Regions from separate parts of the Homo sapiens genome. Here region 2 is linked to region 1. The links are chromatin loops, found by intact Hi-C in ENCODE. Cell type or tissue: heart left ventricle. All regions are shown on one strand. Links, peaks and the distances in the headings refer to the core of each region. The heading gives the core; the rest is flanking DNA.

The links. Hi-C counts contacts between places; a loop is a spot of excess contacts. Peaks named below come from ENCODE experiments on the same cell type or tissue, not always from the same donor. Only the 100,000 strongest peaks of a DNase experiment are listed, where the experiment ranks them.
Region 2: it touches region 1 in a loop (2.6-fold over the local background); 61 of 110 quality-filtered maps call a loop at or near these places.

Annotation. Positions count from the first base shown.
Region 1 is chr12:3,662,071-3,670,550 of GRCh38, forward strand. All of the region lies in intron 7 of CRACR2A (calcium release activated channel regulator 2A), which reads right to left. Among named protein-coding and RNA genes, the nearest start is that of CRACR2A, 87 kb to the right of the region's middle. In heart left ventricle, for the core only: no CTCF peak of the experiment used is centred there; no DNase peak of the experiment used is centred there.
Region 2 is chr12:3,767,867-3,776,346 of GRCh38, forward strand. No RefSeq gene overlaps it. Among named protein-coding and RNA genes, the nearest start is that of CRACR2A, 19 kb to the left of the region's middle. In heart left ventricle, for the core only: no CTCF peak of the experiment used is centred there; a DNase peak (open chromatin) is centred at 4,235.

The DNA of each region.
Region 1 (8,480 bases), core at 3,902-6,401:
AGATAGATACAGGGTTTGAAGAGTGCCTCCTCCTAGCCCTCACTCACAAAGGCTAGGCCTACCACAGAGAAGCCCTAGGATTCCAGGTGGGCATCAGAGATCCTGGGCCCAACCAGACTCATATATGGAAGCAAGCTTTTGGAAAGTTGGTCTGCTGTGAGACTCTCCAGGCTTGAATGACTATGAGAAGCCTCGGTTAGAACACACTAATCCCAGGAATGGGGAAGATTAAGGTGCTGTGCATACCAGTCATGTCACTAAACCAGCGCAGGGACGAGAAGACTTGCATTCTGATCCCAGAACCAGCTCCTTTCCTCAGTGTGACCTTGGGTAAGTGCTCTGACCTCCTCACATCCTGAGGCGGTACCTGCCCTATGTTCCTCCCTACATTGTCATAAAGAACAAATGAGAGTGGATGTGAAAAGCGTCAGAACCACAGAGCCCTCAGTAAATGTAAGGGATTATTTACTCCTGTCATTTTAATCATGGACTGTGGAGGACAAAGGGCAGTGCTCCCCAGGGGGAAGAGAGTCTTGGTTTCAAGGATAAAAGGCCTGCTGGGTTTGGAAAGGCTGATGCAATTGGGAAGATGAAGAAGAAATAACTCAGTCAATAAAAGTGCCTGTCAGACCAATCCATTGGAGACCCAGGCTGTGTGTGAGCAGGAGCTGCAGAGCCAGGAGCCTGTGTCTGCAGGAGCCCCGCAGTGGCTGCGCGGGCAGTGGCAGCAAGAGACACTAAAAAGATGTGCACATATGGTGAGTCACATTCAGCAAGGCTCGCCATATTCTGCCATCAGGGGAAAGAGACAACTCATCATGTTTGCTTATCATATACATCCTCGTTGCCACAATTTCTAAAACCACTTCTATTGCCTAATGCATATAAATGGACTTTGAAGTCTTCTCTGTGAAGATTTTGCCATCTATTCCAACCCTCATGACCCCTTCTCTGAACTCAGATGACAGCATATGTCTTCATTTGATCATTTAACAATTAATCTTAAATAGTCCTGAACAACTGTTTCATTTGGGTTCATGTTGTCTCAATTAGGTTATAAACACGCAGGCATTTATGTCACCCACAGGGCCTGAACTCAAAATGTTAATGCCAAAAACCTGTAAAAACTCAATTTACAATTTTGGGTACCGAACTCAGAAGCTCATGGACCATTTCGAGGGAATACTAGATACCATGGGAGTTAAAGAACTTCAGATTTGGAAGGTTTGTCTGATCTAACTACCTGTTTTTCCAGTGTTAAAATTCTTGCGACAATACCACGTCAAGGACTTACCCAGACTAGGTTAGAATACCCCCAGTGACAGAGAACTTGCTGTTTCTCTAAGCAGTTATTTCATCTTTGGGATATTCTGGCTCACAGAAATCTGTCTTTCCATGACCTTACTCTTCTTCTGCATAAAAGCCTTTCATGTATTTCAGAATGGCATCAAGACTTCAAGGAGTTGCCTTGGGTTCCGGTCAAGCCTCTCCACTTCCTCCAACTGTGTCTCACATGGATTTTTTACAAATCCCTTTACAATTCCCTTCATGCTTCTTCAGATGGGCCGTAATGATCTTTCTCAAGCCACGGCAGTGCCAAACTGAATGCCCAGTGTATGAGTTGGACTTGTGCAGATTAGAGCTGACTATTACCTCTCTTGTTCTAGATGCTGCATATCTATTCATACAGCCTAAAACCTCATTAACTTTTCTTGGCAGCCACATTACAGTTGACGTATGTGGAACCCATTCGTCAACTAAAATCTCTAAATTTTATGTCTGTGTGATCATTTTTGTTTTAAAGATAGTACTACTGAATCATATCTCCTCCACTTTGTGCTTCTGCCATTGGCGTTTTGAACACACAGCAACATCTCAAATGTAATGCTGTTAGATTTTGTGTTTGCTATTTCTAGTCCATCTTTCCAGCCTGTCACTATGCTAATAGGTTTCAGTTGGTCATGCAGTGTTTCAATGACCTTCCAAGTTTCATTGACATTTTAAATCTTCAATCAGGATGTAGGCTAAATAATCTATAATGTTGGTTTTTATAATTTAATGCATCTGAGAGTTATTTAAAAGACAGTTTATTAAAAGGTACAAACTATTGGTTTCTAGTTTTATTATATTATAGTAAGAAATGGTTTTGGAATCTATTGGTTATCTTTCCTCTGTAGCCACAAACATGATCAATTTTTGTACAACTTCTATGAGAGGGATATATATTCTATTTGTAAGGCACACAATTCTATATTCGTCTCTAAAGTGTATTCATTGATGGCTTCAAATACTTTATATCCTTCTTGTACTTTTGCCTGACTAATGTGTCAAATCTGAAGCAAATTTGTTAAAGTCTAAAGTCTTTTTTTTTATTAAGTTTTCTTTATTTTTTCTAAAAGCTTCTGCCTTATGTGTCTTCCTGTTGTGTTGTTTGGTGCACAAAGCTTAATACATGTTGTTCTTCTTTATGGATGGAATTTTTTTATTACTTCAAAACATTCCCCGTTTATCTTCCTATACTCATGCCATTGGAAAAATATTAGACAAAATGAGGACGACAACCTGTAGCAGAGATCTCTGAGATGTTAATTAGTGACATGTAGGCATAGCTATTCAACCTATCTTCTCTTAGCCATTCTCAAAACACTCCTTCTGGCCGGGCACAGTGGCTCACGCTTGTAATCCCAGCACTTTGAGAGGCCAAGGTGGGCAGATCACCTGAGGTCAGGAGTTCAAAACCAGCCTGACCAACATGGCGAAATCCCCTCTCTGCTAAAAATACAAAAAGTAGCCAGGTGTGGTGGTACACGTCTGTAGCCCCAGCTACTCAGGAGGCTGGAGCAGGAGAATCACTTGAGCCCAGAAGGCGGAGGTTGCAGTGCGCCAAGATCAGGCCACTGCACTCCAACCTGGGTAACAGAGTGAGACTCCGTCTCAAAAACAAACAAACACTTCTTCACCTGGCTCCCAGAACTCAAATGGTATCTATTTAATTATTTCATTTTCTACCATCTGACCCTAATCATTTTGAGTTATGTAACGCAGAAGAGACGAAGAAGAGGTAGATGAAAGAAGAGTGAGGGCAAGAGACATGAGTTCTCAGTGGAAGAGAAGGACAAAGATGTGGAGGACCAGAGTTAGCAACAGTCATGAGCACTAATATTTATCCTCCCCGTCCTTTTCTTTCCCCATGATAGCTGGGTAGTTCTTCTGGCATGTTTCAGGGTAGTCTAGGTCACAGACCGTTTGCTGACACAGGTATGGTTGCCTCAAAGTTCATTAGATCCAGAAACAGAAGGTCTGGGTTCAAGTCTTGGTTCTGACATTTACAAACTTTCTGGCCTTGGATAAGTCACATTACCTCAGTAAGCCTGAAGTGTCCTATATCTGAAAAATCAGTTGGTAATACCTACTTCAGATAGAAGTTGTGAAGATTAAAAAAGATAATGCATGTGGAAGTGTCTAGCACAATAAGATGCATTTAACAAATTCTAATTAAATAAGTTTTCTGATTCTCCAGAGGCCAAGGACCCCATTCTGAGAGCCACTGCTCTATAGCTCCTTCAGATGTCAGCCAAGGGTCAAGTAGAAACTGGGGGGTGGAGGATCAAGTGGCAGCTTGTTGTATGTGGTGTGAAGAAATGTGTGCAGGAATGGTGAAGGAGTTGGGGACAGAAGACACAGGGTGGATAAAACCTGACGAGGCTCAATAGAGAAGACTAAATGTGGAGAGAGAAGTCCATACATCCCACCAACATTGAAAAGTGTTGATGAAGCCCTTCTTACAGTATGACTCTGGGCAAAATATTTTCGACTGAAGTTATACTCTCTGTGTAATTTAGCATCTAAGAGTACTGAGCCCAGTGCTATAGTGGCAGGGAGGAAAGGAACTGATAGAAGAAGCCATGCACTATGAGGCAGACCCAAAAGAACCCTCCTAGGTTCTGGCTGATGGTCATCTGTGACCTCAGAGCCCTGCTAGGGGGAAGTAAAGGAAGCTACCTGCTCTGGTGGTGGGGAGGAGGGGGGAGTTATCAGGGGAAAAGCTAAGAAGAGGTGAGTTCAGAATAGGGAGATTCTCAACAGCAGAGGGGAGAGAGTACCAGTGAGATACTGCGGATGCCATAAGGGCAACAGTGGATTGGAAAGAATGAGTCCTACTGAAAACCCAGATGAAAACCCAGGTCCAGCTCAGGGCATTAAACATCTTCACCCAAGATATCTGGTTCTGGCAAATGTCCCTCCCTAAAGGACGGCTGCGTGTGTGTGTGTGTGTGTGTGTGTGCGTGCGTGTGCGCGTGCGCGCGCACGCGCGCACACGCTCATGTGTACATCTGGTGCTGGGTTACTGGGGAGCTAAGGATGGGAGGCAGATGGGATATGAAACAAGGATATAGGGGTGAAGAATTCATTATTCTAATGTAAATACAAAGCGTAGCTTCTGAGAGGCCTTTAGAGATAATTTGCAGGGAACTACAAGGTGAGATGTAGTTAGCGTTAACTTATCCTGCCAGCCTCCCACAGGAACTGTGAAAATTAATTAACCTTCACAAAGTGTTTTGCACATGGCAAGTTAAGGTGCTACGCCGGAGCGAGGCATTAATACTCAACATCACTGGAGCTCCAGCTAACGGCACATAGGCCAAGGCCTTCCTGCTGTGGAATACTGCTTGGTCAAAAGATTTTTTTCCTGCTTTTTCTCTCCTTTGTCCTCCCTTTTAAATAAAATCTGTTGGGATTTCAGAGGGTCTTAGAAAGTCGTCCATTCCCCTGCCTAGGCTGTAGGCAGGGGTGTGCTGAAATCATTCCAAGAAAAATGTAGCTTCTGCCTTTTGTAAATGAAAGCGTAGGCTTGGCCTTGGAGAGAGGAAATGGCATTTCTCTACAATTTAGGTACATTTCAGGAGCTTGAACTCAAGGCAGAGTTTCAGAAATGGCCCCTGGCCTTGGAGAGTTGCCATTCTGATTGCATGTGTCTTTGGGGCTGTGGTTTGATCAATTATGTCTCCCGGTTTGCAAAGTTAGATGCAAAGAGAAGGAGAATCCCTCCTCCCCATCACAGAATGAAAGCTTATAAAGCTCATGTATTCCCTATGCCTTTGGTTTTCAAGTGAAGAAAATGAGGGTCAAAACAGTGAAGTAACCAAATTTCCAAGGGTCAGAGTAGCAGGCAGAACCCAGGCCTTGACTTGGGTCCCATGGTTCCATTCACATCACTACGATGTCTGGCCCAGCAGCCTAGGTTGTAAAATAGATAACTCCATACATTTGCATTTAGAATTGTCAGTCTTCCAAATTACACCTGGAATCTGTCAACTGGGGAGTGAGCACGAACTGGAGCAAGGTTATGGGGCCAACAGTCCACACTGCCATGGCCAAAGAGAGGCAAGATTATGGGAGGGGCTTGACTCCCATTCCCCCATGTTACCCACATTCCCTCCCACCCCCTGCCTCAACGTGCTGATCACAGAATGAAGACCCTCAACTGCAGAAGTCTCAAGAAGTCTGCTCTTTGCAAGAGAAGAACATGGAAGCAAATTCAGCCTCAGCCAGTTTTGTGCTTGGAATGGGAATGGTAAACAGGGTTTTAGACTCCCCACTGCCCTCTGCCACCTTCTTCAGGCAGCTGCAGTCCTCTGACAGCTAAGAAGCTCTCACTAGAAAAATCCTGTTTAGAGTTTTGTTCCCCTGAAATCAGTCTCTCTCAGTCTCTGTAATTATCTGCTTATCTCTGTCTCTCTCCATCTCCATCTCTCTCACACACACGTGGGCGCATGCACGTGCACACACATACATGCATGATTAGAGTAGAGCTGAATGAAAGGAAAACGTAAGAGTTTGTAGAAAATTCTGCAAAGGCTGTGAAATTGCCGATTGGATTTTCAAGATGGATGGTTTCTTCCAAATTAGATTCTGCTGCCTGTATAAACCAACTTTGCAGCTTTATCCTATTCTATAAAGCAAACCATTTTTTATTAGTCAGGTTTACAAATCATGCCCATGGTGTACACAGAGCACAAACCGTCCTCACTTTTCAATTTGCTCTCAGGGCAATGTTAACAATATGCTCAACATAATAATATACCCACAGAAGACATGCATTAGATTAAGTCACAACCTCGTCACCTAGAGTCCTCGCCGAGAACTTCACCCTAAGAATAGGACTAGCATTCCAGATTGGAAGGGCACCATGGGATATACCTTTTGCTGGCTGACTGATTCTGGAAGAACTGGCTAAAGCAGCATTTCTCAGAGTGTGGTCTACAGCCTGCCTGTATCAGAACCGCCTGGGATGTGTGTTATGGTGCACGTTCCTGGGCCCCTTCCCTGAGACGCACCGATTTAGACTCCCTAGGGGAGGGGGAACTACCTTTTAATTTAAAAATCCTCTGGTAAATCTAAGCAACCTACCATTCAAGAACTATGCAGCTGAGGCCTTCCCCAAGGTCACTAAGAACTCTGTGGAATGTAAGGACCACCTGCCAGGAATATGAGGCTTTATTTGCTGCCCTATCTGGAGGCAGGGCCAGTGACATGATGACATCTCTTCCCTGAAAAGCTTTGGGGACAGTTTCCTTGTCCTCGAGGCTCCACAACACAGGCTGCCGATCCTTAGGCTTGTGTGGGTGTGCAGGCCATCATAGCTGGGGCTGCCTGTCAGTCTGTAAGGTGCACTCCCTCCTGGACTGGACACCTTCCCAGAGCACAGGGAATCACCATGGACCGGAAGTGGCTCAATAGCAGCTGGTAGGGGCTGCAACTTAAGGGCCTGTGAGCTCCTAAGAAAGTGCCTGAGGTCTGATTCAGATGGACCAGGGAACACTGTGCAGATAAGGAGCTGATTCCAAAGAGGGCATGAGGACTGCTGCTAAGCTTGTCAAGGCCGATGCCAAACAGGCAACAACCAATGATGCCAAACAGGCAGCCAGCTGGTATTCCCAGGCTACAGAGCTGCAGAGGATTGAGCAGGAGCCCTCCCAGAGCACAGCCTAGGGCTGGCCTTTGATCTAGAAAACACTTTCCTTCAGAGCTCAAAGCACCCCACTCAGAAGCTGCCTAATTTATCCTTGCCCCCATACATTACAAATACAGACGTTAAGCCCCCACCTCAGACAAGTGAACTGGTGCCCCTGGGGTGGGACCTCTGGCATCCCAAAATGGTTCTGGTGAAAAGTCTGGATCTACTGCTGCCTCCAGACAGCACTGCTCTATGTGCCCTGGAGAGCTCAAGCTTTTGTTCCAGAAAAAGGTAAATGCAGGGGATGCTTTCCATGGCAAAGAAATTCCCAATTCTAAGTTCTCCCCAATGTCTACACTATATCCCTCATGCTAAAGTGTGAAGACCTCCGCACATCTGCACTGTGAATGCTGAAGGGACTTGCTGAGTGGAAGTCTCACCTCCCTTCCTTGGAGAGAAGTAGAGGCCCACAAGGGGCTCAAATCCGAAATTTCTTCAACCTCTGTGCAAAAGGACAAGGGTGTGGGAGACTGAATGCTCCCAGACTCCTTTCCTGCTCCTATTTCTGATATGCAGGTTAAAAAAAATTCATGGCTGTGAGTGAGGACTCTGGGTTGTTTCTAACAATGCTCCAGGACACTCTGAGGGGTTCTCCTGGCCTTAGCTATTGAGGGCTTGCCTAGCACTCAGCCACCTCAGTTGCCACGTCCTCCCTCCCAGGAAGTGGAGTAAATGTGAGGAGGAAGCTGGGGTGGGCCTTTTCCACTCACAGCCACCGTGCGACCTGGGGGATATGGCCCAGCCTGGGAGGCTGGGGACAGGGAGTGTGTGTCCTGCCTAACCTGCATAAGGCCAGACTCCCCCAGAGGTCAGCCTCATTTTCTCTGGCCCTGTGGGAGAAAGGTGTGTGGTCTGCACAAGGAGAAAAATTAGAGGCTATGCTGCCCATGGCAACGCTGTCTAATGTTTCATTTGCAGGAGGATTTTCTGGTCTGTCTTGTGCAGAATTTCCAGGCATCTAAGCGCTATCTCCTTGGTGTGATCATGAACTCCTCAAGGAGAGGGACTCTATGTTCCCTTTGCTTAACTCAGAGCCTGGCATGGAGGGAGTGCTGGTTCGATGCTAGCTACTGGTTACACACAGACTGTGTTCCGCCTGGTGCCTGGCCTGGGGCAGACATGCAGCAGTCGTGACTTGAGCTGTCATCCCCAGCTTCTGGGATAGGCATTCATTGAAATGTCATCCACTGTAATGAAAAGTGAGTGTGTGGAGGCGCCTGGGAGATATTCTCACAGCTCACCAGAACCCGCTCTTCTTGGGATTCCTCTAGGCTCCCTCCCAAATCAGGCCATCCCCAAGAGATTCCTCCCACTTCCTCTCTAAAACCTGAAAATGTCCCTCCCACAAACAACCTCACACCTCCAAACTCACTTTCTAGATGTCTCAGAATCACTAACCTCACCCTGAGTCATTTGCAAAGAATCCCATTTTCATATCCTATACCCTATTGGGATTTCCAGT
Region 2 (8,480 bases), core at 2,793-5,292, 100 kb after region 1:
CACACATTATACACACTAGGGCAACCACTCAATATTTTTTACAATGTAATTGATATGCAGAAAGGAAAGAAAATGGAATCGTACAAAATGCTCAATAAAACTCAGAGAAGGTGGGGAAAGGGGAAAATTTGAAAAGGAAACAAAGAATAAGTACAAAAAAAAAGAAGATAGTTAGAAGTGTGATAGACAGTAATCCAACTATATCAAAAATCACTTTAAATGTGTGTTCTAGGCCGGGAAGCCTAGGAAGCCAGGCTTAAGAATAAGAAACAAGGCCAAGTGTGGTGGATCACACCTATAATCCCAGCACTTTGGGAGGCCGAGGCGGGTGGATCACCCAAGGTCGGGAGTTCGAGACCAGCCTCACCAACATGGAGAAACCTCGTCTCTACTAAAAATACAAAATTAGCCGGGTGTAATGGCACATGCCTGTAATCCCAGCACTTTGGGAGGCCGAGGTGGGCGGATCACCCAAGGTCGGGAGTTCAAGACCGGCCTGACCAACATGGAGAACCCTCGTCTCCACTAAAAACACAAAATTAGCTGGGCGTAGTGGCGCACACCTGTAATCCCAGCACTTTGGGAGGCCGAGGTGGGCAGATCACCCAAGGTCGGGAGTTCGAGACCAGCCTGACCAACATGGAGAAACCTCGTCTCTACTAAAAATACAAAATTAGCCAAGCGTAGTGGTGCACGCCTGTAATCCCAGCTACTCGGGAGGCTGAGGCAGGAGAATCACTTGAGCCTGGGAGGCGGAGGTTGCGATGAGCCAAGGTCGCACCATTGCACTCCAGCCTGGGCAACAAGAGCAAAACTCCGTCTCAGAAAAAAAAAAAAAAAGTGTGGTCTAAGTAAACAAAAGACAGAGATTGTCACAATGGATTTAAAAAACAAGACTGAACTAAATGCTGTTTATAAGAAACTCACTTTAAATAAAAAGACACAGATAGAATAAATTAAAGGGGTGGAGGAAAAGATGCCATGATGACATTACTCAAAATAAATCTATAATAACCATATTAATTTCAGACAAAGCAGACTTCAGAACAAGAAAAATTGACAGGGATAAAGAGGGGCATTACATAGTGGTAAAGGGACCAGTTCTCAAAGAGGACTACCATACTTGACACGTATGCGTCTAACAAGAGAGAGTCAAAATGTGTGAGGCAAAAACTGATGGAACTGCAAGGAGAAACAGACAAATCCACTAACATAGCTGGAGATTTCAACATCCTCTTTCAGTGACTGACTGATAGATTCAGCAGGCAGAAAATCAATAAGCATAGAGTTGAACCGGATAGCAGCACTAAACAACTGGATCTAATAGAGATTTATAGAATGTTTCATCCAACAAAAGTAAAGTACACATTCCTATCAAGCTCACATGAACATTCAACAAGATAGACCACATTCCAGGCCATTAAGCAAACCTTAACAAATTTAGAAGAATAGAAATCATTCAAAGTATGTTCTCACCACAATGGAGTTAAATGAGGAATCAATAACATAAGACAGCTAGAAAATCTCAAAATATGTTTCTAAAAAATACATGGGCCAAAGAAGTTCAATAGAAATTTAAAAATAGTGTGAACTAAGTGAAAATTAAATAAAACATAAAAATTTGTGGGAGGCAGTGAAACTAGTGCTTAGAGAGAAATTTATAGCATTGAATGAATGTATTAGAAAAGGAGAAGATCTAAAACCAACAACCTAAGTTTCCACTATAGGAAACTAGAAAAAGAAAAAGAATAGCAAACTAAGTCCAAACTGAGATCTTTATAAATGAAGATGAAATGTTTCTGGACTGGAAGATGCAACATTGTTAAGATATCACTTCTCCTTAAATTGATCCATAGAATCAACATAGTAGAATCCCATCAGGATTTCTGGTAGAAATTGACAAGTTGATCCTAAAATTTATACGAAAATGCAAAAGACCTAGAATAGCCAAGACAATTTTATAAAAGGCGAAAAAAGTTGGATGATTTGCAATGCCCAAAACTTATTCTGTAATAAAGGCAATGTGGTATTGGCATAAAGACAAGCATACAGATTTTTTAAATGGAATTTAGAATCCAGAAACAAAAGCTTACATTTATGGTCCATTGATTTTTAATGAAGGACAAGACAATTCGATTTGGAAAGGATAGTCTGTTCCACAGTAGGGGCTTGGGTAGGGATATCTATATGAAATAAAATGAACTTAGACCCTTCTCTTACATTCTCCTTAAACTCAAAGGGGTCACAGTCTTAAGTAGAAGAGCTACAACTATAAAACTTTTAAATGAAAATATAGGAGAAAAATATTTTTGAGAAATCTTCTGCAAATCTTTATGACTCCAGAAGGATCCATAAAAGAAACAATTGGTAAATTGCACCTTATTAAATTTAAAAACCTTTGTGCTTCAAAAAATAACCCTAATAAAATTAAAAGACCAGCACAAACTGGGATGAAATATTTGCAAAACATATATCTAATAAAGGTCTAGTATCCAGAATATAAAAGGTAGCTTTACAATTCAGTAATTATAGTAATTTTAATTACAACTGATTAAAAAATGATAGAAGACTTGAATAAATATTTCACCAAAGAAGACATATTAATAGCAAATAAACACATGAAAAGGCACCCAGCATCATTAGTCATAAGGAAATGCAAACTAAAATCATAATGTGGGTTGGGCGCGGTGGCTCACGCCTGTAATCCCAGCACTTTGGGAGGTCAAGGCAGGTGGATCATGAGGTCAGGAGATCGAGACCATCCTGGCTAACATGGTGAAACCCCGTCTCTACTAAAAATACAAAAAATTAGCCGGGTGTGGTGGCAGGTGCCTGTAGTCCCAGCTACTCGGGAGGCTAAGGCAGGAGAATGGCATGAGCCCGGGAGGCGGAGCTTGCAGTGAGCTGAGATCGCACCACTGCACTCCAGCCTGGGGGACAGAACGAGACTCTATCTCAAAAAAAAAAACATAATGTGATACTCTTATATGCTCAGTAGAGTGCTATATTCAAAGACAGGTAATACTAAGTATTAGTGAGGGTGTGGAGAAACTGGAATGCTTGCATGTTCCTGGAAGAAATGAAAATGGTACAGCTACTTTGGAAAATTCTTTGGTTCTTTCTTAAGTTAAACAAAAACTTACCCAAGACTCAGTGGCTTCACTCTGAGGAATCTATCCAAGAGAAATGAAAACATCTCCATACAATGACTCATAATTGAATGTGCATAGCAGCATTATTTGTACTAGCCAAAACCTGGAAAAAATCCAAATGTCTACCAGTTGGTGAGTGGATAAACCCAATATGGTATACTCATTCAATGGAATACTACTCAGCAATACGAAGGAGTAAAATACTGGTACATATTACAACATGAATGAACCTAATAAAAAGTATGCCTAAAAAAGACAGATGTAGGCCAGGCGCAGTGGCTCACGCCTGTAATCTCAGCACTTTGGGAGGCTGAGGCAGGCGGATCACGAGGTCATGAGATCAAGACCATCCTGGCTAACACGGTGAACCCAGTCTCTACTAAAAAAAAATACCAAAAAATTAGCCAGGCGTGGTGGCGGGCGCCTGCAGTCCCAGCTACTCTGGAGGCTGAGGCAGGAGAATGGTGTAAATCCAGGAGGTGGGGCTTGCAGTGAGCCGAGATCGTGCCACTGCACTGCAGCCTGGGCGACAGAGCGAAACTCTGTCTCAAAAAAAAAAAAGGAAGAGAGATGCAAAGAGTATATATTAGATGATTTCGTTTATAGTAAGTGTCCAGAAGAGGCAAATTATAGAGACAGAAAGCAGATTAATGATTATCCTGGGGAGGTGGGGTAGAAGTTGGTTTGGGCTGCAAATGAGCTTAATAAAATGTTTAGGATTATGACAATGTAATAAAACTGGATTGTGATGATGGTCATACAACTCTATACCTTTATTAAAAATCATTAAGTTGTATACTTGCAATGGGTATAAGGTATATAAATGACACCTCAAAAAGGCTGTGAAAACAAAAAAAAACACACAAAAACAAGACAAAACAAAGCAACCTGACTCTCAATACTGACTCAGCAATGGAGGTGTGAACTCTGGACATGCAATGACCAGCTCCTCAACTGTGTAGGTGACATCTTGTTGTGACATAAATTTTCTCTCCTTCCTTCTGACCTACACTGATTGCATGTAGCCCCAGTCAAAGCCAACCCTGCTCGGGCCATGCCCTGTCTAGCTATCCAATGTCCCTGTGCACTCTCAGAGTTTGCTGCCAGGATCTCTGGGACAGTGTGCCAGGTTTCCAGCCACCTGCTCAGTACTTTTCAGCATCACTAAAATGGAGTTATTTTTGATACCAGTAATGGCAGAAATCCAACTAAAATGAATTTTTATCTACAATCTTGGCCTTTACCAAAAAAGAACTGAAACACTGCACACACATATTGCTATCCCCATTTTCCCAGCATATAGTACCTGAGGAGAGAATTCTGGATGACACTTTCTGCCCTACCAAGAATACCTACCAAAATTCTAAAACATATTTGCTGTCTGTCCCCTAGGCATGAGTGTGTGTGTTTTGAGAAAGCTAGGTGGAGGATGAGGGGTGAAGATGTAGTAATTTGGTGTTTGAGCTATTGAGTTTAATTGAGTGATACATCTGTGCAGAAACGGAATGTTGACGTCATCACTTCCTCTGCCAACTTTGTTTGCTGTTTTTGTTTTTTTAAACGAAATAGATTTCTTTGGGGCTGCAGCTGGCTGCCTCCAAAGAGGGATCAAACCAGCTCACTTCCTGCTCATGCTCTTCTCTTTTACTCGGGACCCAGTCACCAGCTGAGTTTTTCAGGATTCTAAAATTCCTTAACTACTCATTTCATGTTTCCTTAACTACTCATTATGTGATTCTCATTCATTTCCCAACAGATGTTTGTTGAGCTCCTATTAAGTGCAAAAGGCTGTCTTAGAGGCTGTGGGGGATACAGAGATTAAAAAGAATGACCCTGTCCTCAGAGAGTTTACAGTCTAACTAAAGCAGGAGGTAGGGAAGGTGAGTATACAATAACTAAGCTATAAGGTAAGGTGATAACAGACAGACAAACTGAGATATCAGAGTTTCGAGGAAGGAGAGAGGCCTTTTAGCTAGAACGATCAGGAAAGCCTTTCTGGAGAAGGCGTGATTTGAATCAGATCTTAGGGATGGATATAATTTTGATTGACAGATTGCAGGAATGTGAGAAATATAGATGGAAGGAAATAACATGTGCCTGGAGAAAGAAGTTTTTAGAAATGGAAACGCACAAGGTGAATTTGAGAGAAAAATAATATTATTTTGCTAAAATACAGAAATTGGATTGAGAAGCAGAAGCAGATAAGTCTATAAATACATGCTGGAGTAAATTATGTAGACACTGAATGCCAGTTATAACTTGGACTTATCTCCAGACAGCCAGTGTTAACCTTTCCTTGACTCAAAAGGCATTTAAATAATAGGGACACAGACTCAGGCTCTATCTTGGCAAGATCCATAAGTTACACATGGAGAACCTTCCAGTGTGATCACAAGAATATAAATGGTTGTACTGCATGACCTTTGGGCCCCATTCTGTCCTGAGACTAAAGTTTAGGGGCTGTGAACAGAAAATGAACTCTCTCTTTTGGTGTCCTGGGTGGCCAGAGCTATGTATGGGTTATGGGGGAAAGATCTGTCCACCTGCAGAGGTGCCAAGGGCGTGCCTTGCTTAGAAGGCAGTTTCTTTGGAAGCTTAGAGAATGAGGACAGCTTTTTGTACAATGCATGGTCCCTTCAGATGGGTGGTTCTGCTTAGTGTTTTAAATACTGGGTGGGCTGGTTCTGCTGTTAGCACAACGATAGACAAACAGGGGGTGTGCACCTGTGCTGCATTAGGATCTGTCTCATCACTGCTTACTCCGCTGTATAGACAAAGATTCTTAAGTAATACCCCATGAAGGAACAATGAAGCCCCCGGCAGACTGTCGGAAGACCTTGAGAAGGCTGACAAATATGCAAAATCTTTATCAGCTTTTCCTTCCCTAGACTACTTGGGCTGGCTGGTGCAATGAATACAAACACCCACTTGGGCCAAAAGTCCTTCAATGGAAGCAGAAAAGAAAAGAAGAGAGAGGTGTGTATTTCAGAAAGAAGAACACAGAGATGGGGATAAATATAATCAGTCAGACTTAAGACTGTCATTAAAAAAAAACAGACATATTTTGCTAAATGCAGTCATTTCTCCATAAATCCAAAGGCAGCAGTTGGAACAGCTCTGCAATGGAAAAGGATGAGGTTTGGTGCTGCCTGTGATAGTCAGAAATGTCAAATGAACTGGGCCGGGCACGGTGGCTCACGCCCGTAATCCCAGCACTTTGGGAGGCCGTGGCAGGCGGATCTCGAGGTCAGAGATCGAGACCATCCTGGCTAACACAGTGAAACCCCATCTCTACTAAAAATACACACAAAAAAAAAACTTAGCTGGGCATGGTGGCGGGCACCTGCAGTCCCAGCTACTTGGGAGGCTGAGGCAGGAGAATGGCATGAACCCGGGAGGCAGAGCTTGCAGTGAGCCGAGGTCGTGCCACTGCACCAGCCTGGGTGACAGAGTGAGATTCCGTCTCAAAAAAAAAAAAAAAAAGTCAACTGAACTAATGTGTGGAGAAAAGAGCAGCACAAACATACCACCAGCGTTCTGAAGACTTCTTCCATTGCAATCAGGAGCTGAGGTTCAAATTCAGTGCTGCTCAATGGATTTGATGAAATATCCCTTGAGTTCTTTTCCTAGTTCAGCCACTTGGCAAGCTATATTTAACTTGGGACTTTTCTTCTCCTCAGCTGAACTAAATGACCTCTTGATATGGTTTGGCTCTGTGTTCCCACCCAAATCTCATCTCGAATCCTAATCCCCATGTGTCGAGGGAGGGACCTGGCAGGAGGTGATTGGATCATGGGGGCAGTTTCCCCTATGCTATTCTCGTGATAGTGAGGGAGTTCTCACTATCATGATGGTTTTTAAGTGTGATGGTTTAAGCTGATGGTTTTAAGTGTGGCACCTCCTTGCTCTTTTGCTCTCTCTCTCTCTCTCTCTCTCCTGCTGACTTGTGAAGAAGGTGCCTGCTTCCTCTTCACGTTCCACCATGATTGTAAGTTTCCTAAGGCCCCCCAGCCAAGCAGAACTGTGAGTCAATTAAACGTCTTTTCCTTATAAATTACCCAGTCTCAGGTATTCTTTATAGCAGTGTGGGAACTGACTAATATACCTCTGAAGCCCATCCACCTCTAATACTCTCCATTTCTTTGATTCAGTGAATTTCACTAACTGGGCTCAAAGTATGTTTAGGATGTGAAAAGTCAAGTGGTTCAGGAGACTTTAAATGTTTCAAACAACTTTATATTGGAAATATGGGGAAAATGCAAAATCTTGATCAGACCATTAAACCGTGATATTGACTTTACGGCATTTTATTTGATTGTATCAGATCAAACACTTTTCTAAAGGTAAGAGAGGAAACAGAGAATTGGAAATAGAATTAGAGAAAGCAACTAGACTCAGAAATAATGTCTTAAAATATGCCTAAATTTCAAAAACGTAGATGTCAAATGAAAATATCTACAATCTAATTCTACTTGCAAAGTGTTCTTAGAACCCTAGCCAGCTCTACAGATCAAGTTATTGTCATGCTTAACTCTCCCTAGCCTCACTGCTCTTGCACTCCCCCTTGCTTTATCCTGCTCCTCTCCCTGAATGTCGCATCACATCAGTGGCATGCTTATGCATCTAGCCAAGAAATACCTTTTACTGCTTTTCCTCATCCTCACACTCATTCAGTCACCAGGTCCTACTGACTCAATCTTCTACATGTTCATGGAAACCTCCTCTGCTTCCCATCCTGACATCATTTCACTGAAGCCCTCATAATCACTCATTTGAACTACCATCACAGCCCCTACATGAACTATGTCATCCATGACGTGAATTTTGTACCACGGTCTCTTTCAGGTTCTGAGGACACTGTGGTGAGTGAGAGAGAAGTTGCTAGAGTCATGGGGCTTATACTGTAGTAGGAGAGCCAGAAAATAAAACAACTAAGATGATTATAAATTGTCATGTTTTCTAGGAAGAAAATAAGCAGAGTGATGTGAGAAAGAGTAACTGAGCACGGAGGGCCCACAGAGACAGGCTGGCTCTAGAGGAGGGAGCTGAGGTCTGAAGGAGGAGAAGCAAGCATCCAGCCTTGCCCAGAGCATGCCAGGAAGAGGGAAGGATTAGTGCACAGTGATGGAGGGACTGAAAGAACAATGAGGCTGGAGTGTAATGAGCAAGAGAGAGCGATCTAGGTGAGGATGGGTAGACCAAATAATGGAGAAGCCTTTGGTTCTCAGATTGGAGTTGGGAACTTTTTAAAGTGCAATGGGTACTAACTGATAGGCTGTAAGCATGGGAGTGATATAATCCAAGTTATGTTTAAGAAATCACTCTGGT